Linked DNA regions of Homo sapiens: region 2 is linked to region 1. A link is an interaction called in ENCODE POLR2A ChIA-PET data of the cell type or tissue named here. Cell type or tissue: MCF 10A. All regions are shown on one strand. Each heading gives the region's core, and the rest is flanking DNA. Links, peaks and the distances in the headings are about the cores only.

The links. ChIA-PET counts read pairs that join two places held together with the same protein. Peaks named below come from ENCODE experiments on the same cell type or tissue, not always from the same donor. Only the 100,000 strongest peaks of a DNase experiment are listed, where the experiment ranks them.
Region 2: POLR2A ChIA-PET joins it to region 1 with 5 read pairs; 3 of 35 experiments call an interaction of 5 or more read pairs at or near these places.

The regions. Positions count from the first base shown.
Region 1 is chr1:13,447,914-13,455,416 of GRCh38, forward strand. No RefSeq gene overlaps it. Among named protein-coding and RNA genes, the nearest start is that of PRAMEF20, 41 kb to the left of the region's middle. In MCF 10A, for the core only: no CTCF peak of the experiment used is centred there; a DNase peak (open chromatin) is centred at 3,898.
Region 2 is chr1:13,647,294-13,654,796 of GRCh38, forward strand. No RefSeq gene overlaps it. Among named protein-coding and RNA genes, the nearest start is that of PRDM2, 49 kb to the right of the region's middle. In MCF 10A, for the core only: no CTCF peak of the experiment used is centred there; a DNase peak (open chromatin) is centred at 4,248.

The DNA of each region.
Region 1 (7,503 bases), core at 1,442-6,441:
GGGCGGTGGCTCACACCTGTAATCCCAGCACTTTGGGAGGCCGAGGTGGGAGGATCACGAGGTCAGGAGATCGAGACCATCCTGGGTAACACAGTGAAACTCCGTCTCTACTAAACATATAAAACATTAGCCGGTGGGCACCTGTAGTCCCAGTTACTCAGGAGGCTGAGGCAGGAGAATGGCATGAACCCAGGAGGCAGAGCTTGCAGTGAGCCGAGATCGCGCTACTGCACTCCAGCCTGGGTGACAGAGTGAGACTCCGTCTCAAAAAAAAAAAAAAGTACAAAAATTAGCCAGGCGTGGTGGTGCATGCCTGTAATCCCAGGTACTTAGGAGGCTGAGGCAGGAGAATCGCTCAAACCCAGGAGGCGGAGGTTGCAGTGAGCTGAGATCGTGCCATTGCACTCCAGCCTGGGCAACAAGAGCAAAATTCTGTCTCAAAAAAAAAAAAAAAAATCTGTAACATGTAGTTTCCTAAAACAAACATTCATAGATTGTAAGTCACAGTCCTTACATCTATCATTATTATAAGAAAGAGGTTCAATTTTCACTATTATAAGAAAGAGTTTCCCCTCTTGGTGAATAGACAACATACAGAGTAAACTTAGATTTAACATAAATATGAAATGGTAACTGGAATGCACAGACTTGCTGATCTTCTCCACAAAAGCAAACTGTTCACTGAGTCCTTTGCATTCTCAAAATCAGCGTATTATGTTCTCTTGAGTGTCCTGCTACAGTAATCTCTAATCATAATTTATATTCATGCTAAATTCAAGATACATGGGTCTTGTCATTTTTTAATTCTATAGTGTAAAGCACAAACTTTTTTTTTTTTTTTTTTTTTGAGATGGAGTCTTGCTCTGTTCCCCAGGCTGGAGTGTAGTGGTATGATCTCAGCTCACTGCGACCTCTGCCTCCCAGGTTTAAGCAATTCTCCCTGCCTCAGCCTCCCAAGTAGCTGGGATTACAGGCACCTGCCACCATGCCCAGCTAATTTTTTGTATTTTTATTAGAGACAGGGTTTCGCCATGTTGGCCAGGCTGTTCTCGAACTCCTGACCTCAGGTGATCTACCCACCTCAGCCTCCCAAAATGCTAGGATTACAGGTGTGAGCCACCACGCCTGGCCTTTTCTTTTCTTTTTTTTTTTTTTCTGAGATGAAGTCTCTCTCTGTCACCCAGGCTGAAGTGCAGTAGCGCAATCTTGGCTCACTGGAACCTCCACCTCCCAGGTTCAAGCAATTCTTCTGCCTCAGCCTCCTGAGTAACTAGGATTATGGGCGCATGCCACCAGGCCTGGCTAATTTTTGTATTTTTAGTACAGACGGGGTTTCACCATGTTGGCCAGGCTGGTCTCCAATTCCTGACCTCAGGTGATCCACTCGCCTCGGCCTCCCAAAGTGCTGGAGATTATAGGCGTGAGCCACTGTGTCCGGCCCAAACTTTCTTTTTACTAGTTTAGGCAAATGACTATTTCAAGGCAGTTACATTGTGGGCATTTAATAAATATTTTGGACTGAATCAATGAGTGATTGAATGAATGAACACATATGAGAATCGAGAGGTAGTTTCGACTAAAGCTTGAAGAAGGGAATTTGAAAGCTTTTTGCAAAGAGGAAAAGGACTGTTGATTTTAAGGGCTAACCTGGTCCAATGAATACATCCCTGATCCAGCATCTTGGATTTTCAGAGCCAGGATCTCTTCTGCACAAAGCATTTGAAGAGTATCTAGTGCCTATCCATGTATGTTTATTGCGGCACTATTCACAATAGCAAAGACTTGGAACCAACCCAAATGTCCAACAATGATAGACTGAATTAAAAAAATGTGGCACATATACACCGTGGAATACTATGCAGCCATAAAAAATGATGAGTTCATGTCCTTTGTAGGGGCATGGATGAAGCTGGAAACAATCATTCTCAGCAAACTATCACAAGGACAAAAAATCAAACACCGCATGTTCTCACTCATAGGTGGGAATCGAACAATGAGAACACATGGACACAGGAAGGGGAACATCACACATCGGGGCCTGTTGTGGGGTGGAGGGAGGGGGGAGGGATAGCATTTGGAGATATACCTAATGTTAAATGACGAGTTACTGGGTGCAGCACACCAATATGGCACATGGATACATATGTAACTAACCTGCACGTTGTGCACATGTACCCTAAAACTTAAAGTATAATAATAATAATAATAATAATAATAAAAGAGTATCTAGTACCTATCACCGTTCATTCTCATGACTGCCTTAGGTGAACATATACTTTCAAGACCTCACTTCCATCTCAGAGCAAGCTGCAGGGGTCACCCCGAGGGTCTAGGCTGGATACTGGCCCTGTATCTGCCAGTTGTCATAAATTAGAGCTCTGGTCACCCTCTGAACAGAGAGCAAAGAAGCCACCAACATCACGTCTGTCACCCTGGCGCTCGGAGCTGTCATAACTGCCAGCCAGTGTGACTCAGGCATGACCATATTCTCAGGTGTAACAAATCCCCCAGGATGAGGCGTGGCTTTCAGCAAGAGCCAGAGAAGAGGCAATGCAGAAGGAGCTACACACGGGGCTCAAAGCCAGAGCAACAGAAGTCCGTGGTCAAGAAACACCCTTTGCCCTTTGTCTGACTGATTATACAGTTTGGAGCTCTGTAGACTCTTCCAAAGATACCCTAACCCCCAAAAGGGGGTTGCAGATCTCATTGTAACAATAATATTTAATATCTAAACAGTTATTTCTTTTTTCCTTTCCTTTTTTTTTTTTTTTTTTTGTTTTGAGATGGAGTTTCACTCTTGTTGCCCAGGCTGGAGTGCAATGGCATGATCTCAGCTCACTGAAACCTCTGCCTCCCGGGTTCAAGCGATTCTCCTGCCTCAGTCTCCTGAGTAGCTGGGAGTACAGGCATGTGCCGCCACACCCAGCTAATTTTGTGTTTTTTTGTAGAGACAAGGTTTCTCCATGTTGGTCAGGCTGGTCTCAAACTTCTGACCTCAGGTGATCTCCCACCTTGGCCTCCCAAAGTGCTGGGATTACAAGTGTGAGCCACCACGCCCAGCCTCTAAACAGTTGTTTCTAAGGAAGAAAGGATTTGACATTCTTGCCTTGGGCAAGTTTCTCAACTTCTCTCTGCCTGTTTCCTCAACTGTAAAATATGGAAAATAGAGTAATCCACCTTGTAGGGTTGTTGTGAGCATTAAATGAACAAATGTGCACACAGCACTTAGAGCAATGCATGCTCAATGCACAGTAGGCGTTATCTGTTATTGTGTGTGTGTGTGTACAGAAAAATTGGAACACAATTATTGTTATTATGAGACAAGATATCCCTTTGTCACCCAGGCTAGAGTGCAATAGCACAAACACGGTTTACTGCAACCTCAACCTCCCAGGCTCAAGCGATCCTCCTGCCTCAGCCTCCCAAGTAGCTAGGACTACAGATGTGTGCCACCCTGCCTAGCTAATATTATAATATGATTTCTGTTTTGAGGCTCAGGAAAGAGTCTTGTGGTTCCCTATCATTTTACAGCCATCTTGCTGAGTTAGGCAGAGTGGGAAGAACGCATGATCTTTTCTTCACAGTTGAGGAAACTGGCTATATTAGTGGCATCGGTATCTCCTGTTCCTCCCCTCCCCGTCTCTCAAGGAGTCTGGAGCCACAGTGTCTGCAAAATTCTGTTGGTGTTCTCCCTGCTGCCGACCTCTGGGAGGCAGTGATCTCACTAAGAAGAAAAAGAACCTCAATGTCCAGCAAAGAAATCTCCGAGTTGGCTACCAAAGAACCAAACAAAGAAATCCTAGTGTGAACACTTTCAGGGCCAGATGGTGGTGGCAGTTTTCCAATCTGAGATTATTGGAGTATAAACCCCTAGGCTCCTCCAGCAACTCAGATAGGGAGTTGGCTCAGACAGTTCCTCCTGTTGGCAATGTTCCTACTGAGTAAATGTGAACTCCGTGACCTTGCCCTTACTCCACAGAATTAATGGGTGATGATTCTTTTCTGTGCATTGACTAAGTAAGCCTTAGCTCCCATCTTTCAGATGGCCACACTGAGGCCTGGTGCGATGAAGGCCAGACAACTTTGCTTTTCAATCTGATCAGGGTTACCAAATTCAAATTCAAAATATCAGTTCCAAATTTGATTCACTTCATATCCAGTAAAGCCACAATGAGTATAAGTATGTCTTAAATATTGGAGGAGATATACTGAAAAGTTAGTAGTTATTTTTTTTTTTGAGACGGAGTCTCAGTTCACTGCAAGCTCCACCTCCCAAGGTTCACACCATTCTCCTGCCTCAGCCTCCCAAGTAGCTGGGACTACAGGTGTCCACCACCATACCCAGCTAATTTTTTGTATTTTTAGTAGAGATGGGGTTTCACCGTGTTAGCCAGGATGGTCTCGATCTCCTGACCTCGTGATCCACCCACCTTGGCCTCCCAGAGTGCTGGGATTACAGGTGTGAGCCACCGCGCCTGGCTCTTTTTTGTTTTGTTTTGTTTTTGAGATGGAGTTTCGCTCTTGTTGCCCAAGCTACAGTGCAATGGCGCAATCTCAGCTTAATGCAACCTCCTCCCCCGAGGTTCAAGCGATTCTCCTGCCTCAGCCTCCCAAGTAGCTGGGTTTACAGGTGCATGCCACCACGCCCGACTAATTTTTTGTATTTTTAGTAGAAATGGGGTTTCACCATGTTAGCCAGGCTGGTCTCGAACTCCTGACCTCAGATGTTCCACCTCCCACAGCCCCCCAAAGTGCTGGAAGTACAGGTGTGAGCCACCGAGCCCGGCCAAAAATTATAATTCTTTCTTTTTTTTTTTTGAGACAGAGTCTCGCTCTGTCACCCAGGCTGGAGTGCAGTGGCGCAATCTCAGCTCACTGCAACCTCCGTCTCCCAGGTTCACGCCATTCTCCTGCCTCAGCCTCCCGAGTAGCTGGGAGTACAGGCACCGGCCACCACACCTGGATAATTTTTTGTATTTTTAGTAGAGATGGGGTTTCACCGTGTTAGCCAGGATGGTCTTGATCTCCTGACCTCATGATCCGCCCGCCTCAGCCTCCCAAAGGGCTAGGATTACAGGCCTGAGCCACCGCGCCCGGCCAAAATTATAATTCTTTAACTAAAATTTAAATTGAATGGGGAGTTGTGTCTTTTATCTGGAAACTCTACGTCTACTGTACTTCCATTAAGCTGGTTGTTTTAGACAGTAGAACAAAAAGAAAGATACTGGAAGGTGCTAGGCCAGTGTGTGAGCTCTGAGTTTAATCTACCTGGGTTTAAATTCTAGATTGATAGCTAGGGATGGTGGCTCATGCCTGTAATCCCAGCACTTTGGGAGGCTGAGGCAGGTGGATCACTTGAGGTAGGAGTTCGAGACCACCCTAGCCAACATGGCAAAACCCCAGCTCTACTAAAAATACAAAATTTGGCCAGGCGTGGTGGTGTGTGCCTGTAATCCCAGCTACTTGGGAGGCTGAGGCAGGAGAATCACTTGAACCTGGGAGGTGGAGGTTGTAGTGAGTCAAGATCGTGCCACTGGACTCCAGCCTGGGGGACAGAGCAAGAGTCTGTCTCAAAAAAAAAAAAAAAATCTAGATTTACCCTTTTCTAGCTTTGTGACACTGGATGAGTTATTTATCCTCTCTGCGTCTCTTGTGTAAAATGGAAATAATAATTGTACTTTCAGGGCTTTGTGGCAAATTAAATAATACCCATAATGCATATAGTAGGCACTTGACCGGTGATATTATTATTATTATTTCTAGTACTGGGTAAGCTAGGAATATTATGTAACTATGCCTGGGGTTCAGCTTCACTTCCAATCTTCCCTTAGTTTTCGTTGTCATTTGCTAACAATCCCAGACCCCTCACACACAGGCACAGAGGGCAATGACCTCATTAGGACTATGTTCAATAATGTCCTAAATCAAGCTTGTCCAACCTGTGGCCCACGGGCCACATGGGGCTCAGGATGGCTTTGAATGTGGCCCAACACAAATTTGTAAACTTTCTTAAAATATTATGAGATTTTTTTGTGAGTTTTTTTTTTTAGCTCATCAGCTATGATTAGTGTATTTAATTTAATTTTATTTATTTATTTATTTATTTGAGATGGAGTCTCACACTGTTGCCCAGGCTGGAGTGCAGTGGCACAATCCCGGCGCACTGCAACCTCTGCCTCCTGGGTTCAAGCGATTTCCAGCTAATTTTTGTATTTTTAGTAGAGATGGGTTTCACCATGTTGGCCAGGCTGGTCTCTCAAACTCCTGACCTTAAGTGATTCACCTGCCTCGGCCTCCCAAAGTGCTAGGATTACAGGCATGAGCCACTGTGCCCAGCCATTAGTGTATTTTATATGTGGCCCAAGATAATTCTTCCTCTATTGTGGCCCAAGGAAGCCGAAAGACTAGACACCCCTGTTATAAGGCTAAACCCCATACCCAGTCTTGGAGTAACAAAAGCAGCTCAGGGCTGGTAGATGGGAGACCTCAGAAGAGATTTCTAGATGCCTCTCAATACCCATTCTCCCCTTCTTCCCAGTTGAAAAACAACGATAACATTTCAGCTAGTCACATTACTCCCCAGCTAAATGACATTTCCCAGCCTCCCTTAAAGGAGTTATGGCCTGAAGGCCAAGTTCAAAACAGTAAGAAACAAACCCAAGTGTTGTGTGGAACTTTGGGGAAGTCTTCTTTTTTAAAAAATTTAATTAATTACTTTATTTATTAGTTATTATTATTTGTGGGGGGAGATGGAGTCTCACTCTGTCACCCAGGCTGGAGTGCAGGGGCATGATCTTGGCCCACTGCAACCTCTGCCCCCTGGGTTCAAGTGATTCTCCTGCCTCAGCCTCCATAGTAGCTGGGATTACAGGTGCCTGCTACCACGCCCAGCTAATTTTTGTATCTTTAATAGAGACAGGGTTTCACTATGTTGGCCAGGCTGGTCTCCAACTCCTGCCCTCAGGTGATCCGCCCACCTCAGCCTCCCAAAGTGCTGGGATTACAGGCGTGAGCCACTGGAATTCCTCTTAAAAGGGAGTGGGGATGCCCTCCCCCTTTCCCTTCAGTTCTTTCTTCTTGCTGGCTAGGATGGTGAAGTGATGACCAGAGTACAAGCAGCCGTCTTGGACCATGAGGTTCCTGGAAGCCAGAGCCACAGTGAAAAAAAGCCTGGGCTCCTAGAATTGTGGAGTGGCCAACAAGTCCTCTACTGACCACCCAGTCTGAGAGAGAAATAAGCTTCTATCCCGTTCAAGCCACTGTTATATTTTGTTGTTGTTGTTGTTTACTTGTCTGTTGTTATTTGTAGCCAGATTCAATCCTGAGTAATACACAGGGGTTTTCCTCCTGCTTCGCCATTAGCCAGCTTTATTTCTTTCTTTCTTTATTTTGAGACAGGGTCTCACTCTGTTGCTCAGACTGGAGTGCAGTGGCTCAATCTCAGCTCACTGCAACCTCTGCCTCCCAGGTTCAAGCAATTCTCCCACCTCAAGCTCCCGAGTA
Region 2 (7,503 bases), core at 1,495-6,494, 200 kb after region 1:
ATGCAGTGATGTCATCTCAGCTCACTGCAACCTCCGCCTTTCTGGGTTCAAGCTATTCTCCTGCCTCACCCTCCTGAGTAGCTGGGACTACAGGCACCCACCACCATGCCCGGCTAATTTTTGTATTTTTAGTAGAGATGGGGTTTTTTAGTGGACATGTTGGTCAAGCTGGTCTTGAACTCCTGATCTCAAGTGGTCTGCCCACCTTGACCTCCCAAAGTGCTGGGATTACAGGCATGAGCCACCATGACCAGCCAATGATTGACTTTTAAAAACATTTTATTGGCCAGGCGTGGTGGCTCATGCCTGTAATCCCAGCACTTTGGGAGGCCGAGGCAGGAGGATCACAAGGTCAGGAGATCGAGACCATCCTGGCCAACATGGTGAAACCCTGTCTCTACTAAAATACAAAAAAAAAAAAAAAAATTAGCCAAGTGTGTGCCTGTAGTCCCAGCTACTCAGGAGGCTGAGGCAGGGGAATCGCTTGAACCTGGGAGGCAGAGGTTGCCATGAGCCAAGATCGCACCACTGCATTCCAGCCTGGTGACAGAGCGAGACTCTGTCTCAAAAAAAAAAAAAAAATTTTATTATAAACATTTTCATCACAAAAATATAGTAAATAGGATAATTAACCCCTATAGACCCATTCCTCAAATTGAACAATTTCATTGTTTTGATTTTCATCACACTTGCTGGATCTAACCATTCTTTATCTCTTTCTCTTTCCGTGCCTTTCTCTCTTTGTTTTCTTAGTTCGTCATTTAAGGCGTATCTTTGACACCATGTCACTTCACCTCAAAATATTTATGCCTTTGTTTTTTTAAATTGCTTTTAAAATTTTTTATTTCAGGTTTGGGGGTACATGTGAAGGTTTGTTGTATAGGTAAACTCGTGTCATGAGGGTTCGTCGTACAGATTATTTCATCACTCAGGTATTAAATCTAGTACCCAATAGTTATTTTCTTCCTTCAAGTAGACCACAGTGTCTGTTGTTCTCTTCTTTGTGTTCATGAGTTCTCATCATTAAGCTCTCACTTGTGAGAACATGTGGTATTTGGTTTTCTGTTCCTGCATTAGTTTGCTAGGGATAATAGCCTCCAGCTCCAGCCATGTTCCCACAAAAGACATGATCTCATTCTTTTTTATGGCTGCATAGTATTCCATTCACCTCAAAATATTTCTAAAAAATAAGGCCATTTCTCATATCATTATCATGTCTAACTTACATTAAAAAAATCCTAAATAAGAATGATTAGTCAGTTTATACTCAAATTCCTCCACTCATTGCATTTGATTATTATGGCTCTTAAGTCTTTTTATAACCAAGAGCATCCCCCACTTCTTCTGCCCCCTGTTTTCCTTATGTCCTTGACTTGTTTTGAAAATTGGATCCGTTTTGCTGTAGAATGTCCCACATTCTGCATTTGTTTGATTACTTTAACTTGCTAGTTTGGCCCTTGTTTCTCCCATAATCTGAAAGTGAGGTCTAAAGGCTGAATTCAATTTGGTTCAACCTCTTCGACAAGCGCATGTCATGAAAAAAATCCTATTTATGCATCCAACAGTGCATAATCTGGTGCATACATTTAGTGAGGTGAGATGAGTCATTTGGTTCAGGTGGTGACAGTCTGATCCTTCCACTGTAAATTTCCCTGTCCACCATTTTCCATTAGGTTTTGCATTAATCTCATCTCTGGACCTATTATTCAATAAGGGCTTGAAAAAGATGATTTTTTTTTTTTTTTGAGACGGAGTCTCGCTCTGTCGCCCAGGCTGGAGTGCGATGGCACGATCTCGGCTCACTGCAAGCTCCGCCTCCCGGTTTCACGCCATCCTCCCGCCTCGGCCTCCCCAGTAGCTGGGACTACAGACGGCCGCCACCATGCCCAGCTAATTTTTCTGTATTTTTAGTAGAGACGGGGTTTCACCGTGTTAGCCAGGATGGTCTCGATCTCCTGACCTCGTCATCCGCCTGCCTCGGCCTCCCAAAGTGCTGGGATTACAGGCGTGAGCCACCGCGCCCGGCCAAAAAGATGATTTTTAACCATTTTTGTTCTATTATTCCTTCTAAGTATATTAGCTGGAATTCTCCGGTAAAGAAGAACTTTCCCTGATCAAGTAGACCTTTTTAGTAACCTGGAAATACAGTTCAGATGTAACAGGCAGGATAAATGTTAAATTCTTTTTCTTAAATTACCAGTTCTCAGAGTAAGGAGTTGGTTCCCTAGCTTCCTTCAATAGAGCCCTGTGATTTTTTTTTTTTTTTAGCTGCTATTGTTTCTGTCTCTGTTTCAATTTCTTTCTCAATCTCACCTCAGTTAGCATTATAAATATATTGATTTTTTATATACTTGCTATGTTTTAGTCAATTATGGTCATTCTTCTTTTTGATGCTCTAATTATTTTATCTTAGGCCAGGGGAGCCTCACAAATTGGCTTTTTGATGTGACTCCCATTAATCTTTGATATCATCCTTGCTTTCTAGTACAAGAAGCCCCAGGACCAACTCATACTTTGCCTGCCTCCAGTTTGTGCTTAGCCATTTCTCTAAGGAGCCCCGGCTTGTTTTAGTGGGGAATGGTGTATTCATCACTGTTGTTATTGCTTCTGTTGACTAACCTAGGAAATGAACATTTTTAAAGCCTCAAAAGTTAATAATAATTTCTCCATTTCAAATCTGACATCATTAAGTTTTGACTGAACTTTTTTTTTTTTTTTTTTTTGAGATGGAGTTTCACTCTTGTCGCCCAGGCTGGAGTGCAATGACATGGCCTCGGCTCCCTGCAACCTCTGCCTCCCCGGTTCAAGCCATTCTCCTGCCTCAGCCTCCGAGTTCCTGGGATTACCGGTGCCTGCCACCACGCCCAACTAATTTTTGTAATTTTAGTAGAGATGGGGTTTCATCATGTTGGCCAGGCTGGTCTTGAACCCCTGACCTCAGGTGATTTGCCTGCCTTGGCCTCCCAAAGTGCTGGGATTACAGGCGTGAGCCACCATGCCCGGTTTGACTGAACTTCTTTAATTTTATATGTATGTGTCTTTTCTGTTACACACACAAAAATCTTGATTTCTAGCAATAGTTTTTATTGCTGTAATAATGAATTAATCTTCAAAACATATATAATAATTCCAAAATTATAGTACCAACATTGCTACTAACAGAAAGACTACTGAATGAAGTTTACATATTTTTGCAGTTCTTTTTTTTTGACCTTAGAATACATTCTACTAATGATGTACAGTCCAAATGGAGCATCCAAAAGTAACTTGAACTAGCTCTTTTATCTTTGTGGTACACCGTCAATCTGATACATAATTTAGTACCTATTTTGGTTCATTTTCAAATTTTAGGAAATGCTTTATTTCCTATCTTTTGATTTGATTTAATTTTTGAATATATGAAATATTTAAATGATTTCAAAGTCAAAGCTTTAGAGCAAGATACATTCAGAGAGGTCTCATTTCCATTACTGTTTCTGCCTCTCACTCTTTCCTGCCTTCTCCCAATATTTCTCCCACTGGTTTATCCTTCTTGTGTGTTCATTTGAAACTATGAGCAAATTGTGTGTGTGTGTACATATGTGTGTATTTCCCCTCTTTTTTACTGACAAGGTGGTGCACTGTTTTGCAGGTGATATTTTATTTCCTTTTACTGATATACTCTTTTTATTCTTTTATTTATTTATTTTTTGTTTTTGAGGCAGAGTCTCGCTCTGTTACCCAGGCTAGAGTGCAATGGCGCAGTCTCTGCTTACTGCAACCTCTGCCCCCTGGTTTCAAGCGATTCTCCTGCCTCAGCCTCCTGAATAGCTGGGACTACAGGTGTGTGCCACCATGCCTAGCTAATTTTTGTGTTTTTCGTAGAGACGGGTTTCATCATGTTGGCCAGGCTGGTCTTCAACTCCTGACCTCAGGTGATCCACTGGCCTCGGCCTCCCAAAGTGCTGGGATTACAGGCTTGAGTCACCGCTCCTGGCCTTACTGACATATTCTGGATATCACTCCACATCAATGTCTATACGGATTTCTTCTTTATTTTTTATAGCTTCATTGTGCTCCATTATGTAAATTGTTTTATACTTTAGTCAACCATTTCTTACTGATGGATGTTTGGGTGGTTTCTAATCTTTCGTCATTACAAATAATGCTGGAATGTATAATACAAATATGTCACTTTCTTGTGGTTTGTTTGTTTGCAAATGTATCACCGGATTAAAGTCCTAGAAATAGGATTGCCACATCAAAGGATAAATGCATATGGAATTTTGCCAGATATTGCCAAATTCTCCTCTAGAGAGTTTATATTATTTTGTATTACCACTAACAATGTATGAGGGTTCCTATTTCCTCCACAGCCTCACTCCAGGCATCTGATGTCAAAGTTTTGAATTTTTGTCAGTCTGTTAGAGTCTGAAAGAGTGTCTTAATGTAATTTTCTCATTTCTCCTATGAGTGAGGCTGAGTACCTTTTCATATCTTTAAAGATAATTTGCTTTCCATTTTCTGTGAATTACAACTTCCATCCCTTTAAAAAAAATCAGTCTTTTCTCAACTTTTAGGAACCCTCTCTATAAATTCTTTAACATAAGTGGCAAATATTTTCCCGGTTTATGATTTGTCTTTTGGCTTTGCCTATAGTATTTTGACTATTCAGAAGACTTTGCTGTTGTTATTGTTGGGTAGTTCAATTTACAATCTTTTAAAAAATTCCTTCTGGATTTCAAGTCATTGTAAGATTTTTTTCCACTCCTAGACTACAAATGACCTTTTTTCCTGCTATTATGGAATTTAATTGATAACATTTAGGTCTTTGGTCCGAAAATCATCTTGACTTGCTGTGTGATTGATAATTTTTTTCCTTTTTTCTAAAAATCTATGATTGATTGTGCTTTTGGTTCAGTTAATTAAAAGGATTGATATTCAGATCATTAATATCTTTAGTGAGAGTGAAATATTATCTTTTTCAAACTTTCAGCACATTATGATTGACAGGCTAACACTGAAGAATTTTCTAAAGGTCACAAGTCAACATCATAGGAAATTGTTGCTACTTTCTTTCAGCCCTGTTGTTTTGGAGTTCCCTAACTACACCACTCACATTCCTCTCTCCATATCAGTGTGGTATGTAATGTTATACAGGAAACCAGGAAGAGTATATTCATGATTTTTTTGTGTGGTTATCTTTCTACCCCACCACTAATGCCTACTTATATGATTGACATTTAAAGAGTGAGTCAAGCTGACAAGACTGTGTGCTTCCTCTCCATTTCTTTTTTTATTTTATTTTATTTTTTGAGTAGGAGTCTCACTCTGTCACCCAGGCTGGAGTGCAATGGCGCAATCTCAGCTCACCGCAACCTTTGCCTCCTGGGTTCAAGCAATTCTCCTGCCTCAACCTCCCGAGTAGCTGGGATAACAGGCGCCCATCACCCCGCCCAGCTAATTTTTGTGTTTTTAGTAGAAACAGAGTTTCACCATATTGGCCAGGCTGGTCTTGAACTCCTGACCTTGTGATCCGCCTTCCTCAGCCTCCCAAAGTGCTGGGATTACAGGCGTGAGCCACCACGCCCAACTGCTCTCTCCATTTCTGATGCATATTATACACCAGATATTGTGAGGGATAGGAGAATCTAACACATGCTGTTGACAAAAACAATAACTCACATGCATCACAAAACACTGCCCATCAGAACACCCTCTGTCTCTGATCGCCACCAGAGAGAACCACTCTAAGTAACTCTTAGAAATGCCATAGCTGACACTTTAGGTCAACTAATTATGCACATTGCAAATAATGATATCTCTGACCTACTTTAATAATTTTTAAAGCAGAATGTATAATGACAATAGTATAATAAAACAAAACTCAATTTGTGAAAATGTCTTAAGTATTTTGAAGGGTAATAATATACACGCAGCTCAAACAGAAATGGAATTATCAGGATATTTTTACCAACAGATAAACCATTTCTTCTGTGATTTTTGATCATAAAATCTTCTATCTTTCACTTGTTGAAGATAACAGAAGTGGCCAAAAGGTAGTAGAATGTAAACTTCTGTATTTTTTTCTCTTCAGTAATGGTGAAATACTTACAATGCTCCAAAGCTATAGCAGTATTTTCATTGACCTCTGTAAAGTGGCTGACTGTAGCCATGGGCTCAAAGGAACTGCACCAGACCAAGAAAGAATCAAAAGTTTGACTTTAGCCTAATTAGTGGTATACTCTAGTCAACCAAACCAGCTATATTCTAACTGGAATTACAGTTAAGCAACTATTATCTATTACCAGGAAACTGATCACTATTTAAATGTCAATGAAATCATAAGTAGGCATTAGTGGTGGGGTAGAAAGATAACCACACAAAAAAAATCATGAAGAAGAAAATAATAATAAAGAACAGAAATAAGAGGTAATAACTATACATTAGAGAGAATCAATAAAGCCAAAAAGTTACTTCTTTGACATTATAACATTGACAAACTGCTGTGATTCAAATCAGAGACAGAATTCACAAGTCATTAATGCCAGGAATGAAAAAAGGGGTATCATTATAGGTGCCACAGTCATTCAAAAGAAAATAAAACATTATCAAAAACTATATGACAATAAATTTGAAAATTTAAACCTAATGGACAAATTCTCATGAAAAATGACTTAGCAAAACTGATTTCAGAAGAAATAAAACACCTAAAAAGTTCTAAAGTTTCCTCAATAGGGTAAGTCTAACCCTACTGAAGAAACTGAATTGGTAATTTCAAAAGATTTCCATTAAAATTCCAGCCAGCCTCCATATGGTGGCTCACACCTACGATCCCAGCACTTTGGGAGGCCGAGGCAGGAGGATCACTTGAGCCCAGTAGTTCAAGACCAGCCTGGGCAATATAGTGAGACCTCATCTCTATAATTTTTTTTTTTTTTTGAGACGGAATTTTGCTCTTGTTGCCTAGGCTGGAGTGCAATGGCGTGATCTCAGCTCACCGCAACCTCCACCTCCTGGGTTCAAGTGATTCTTCTGCATCAGCCTCCTGAGTAGCTGGGATTACAGGCAGGCACCACTGCACCTTGCTAATTTTGTATTTTTAGTAGAGACAGGGTTTCTCCATGTTGGTCAGGCTGTTCTCTAACTCCCGACCTCAGGTGATCCACCCGCCTCAGCCTCCCAAAGTGCTGGGATTACAGGCATGAGCCACCAGGCCCGGCCAATTTTTTTTTTTTTTTTTTTCTTTTTGAGACGTAGTCTTGCTCTGTAGCCCAGGCTGGAGTGCAGTGGCGTGATCTCAGCTCACTGCAACTTCTGCCTCCTGGGTTCAAGCAATTCTCCTGCCTCAGCCTCCCGAGTAGCTGGGATTACGGGCATCCGCCACCATGCCCAGGTAATTTTTTTTGTATTTTTAGTAGAGATGGGGTTTCACCGTGTTAGCCAGGATGGTTTTCATCTCCTGACCTCGTGATCAGCCCGCCTCGGCCTCCCAAAGTGCTGGGACTACAGGCGTGAGCCACC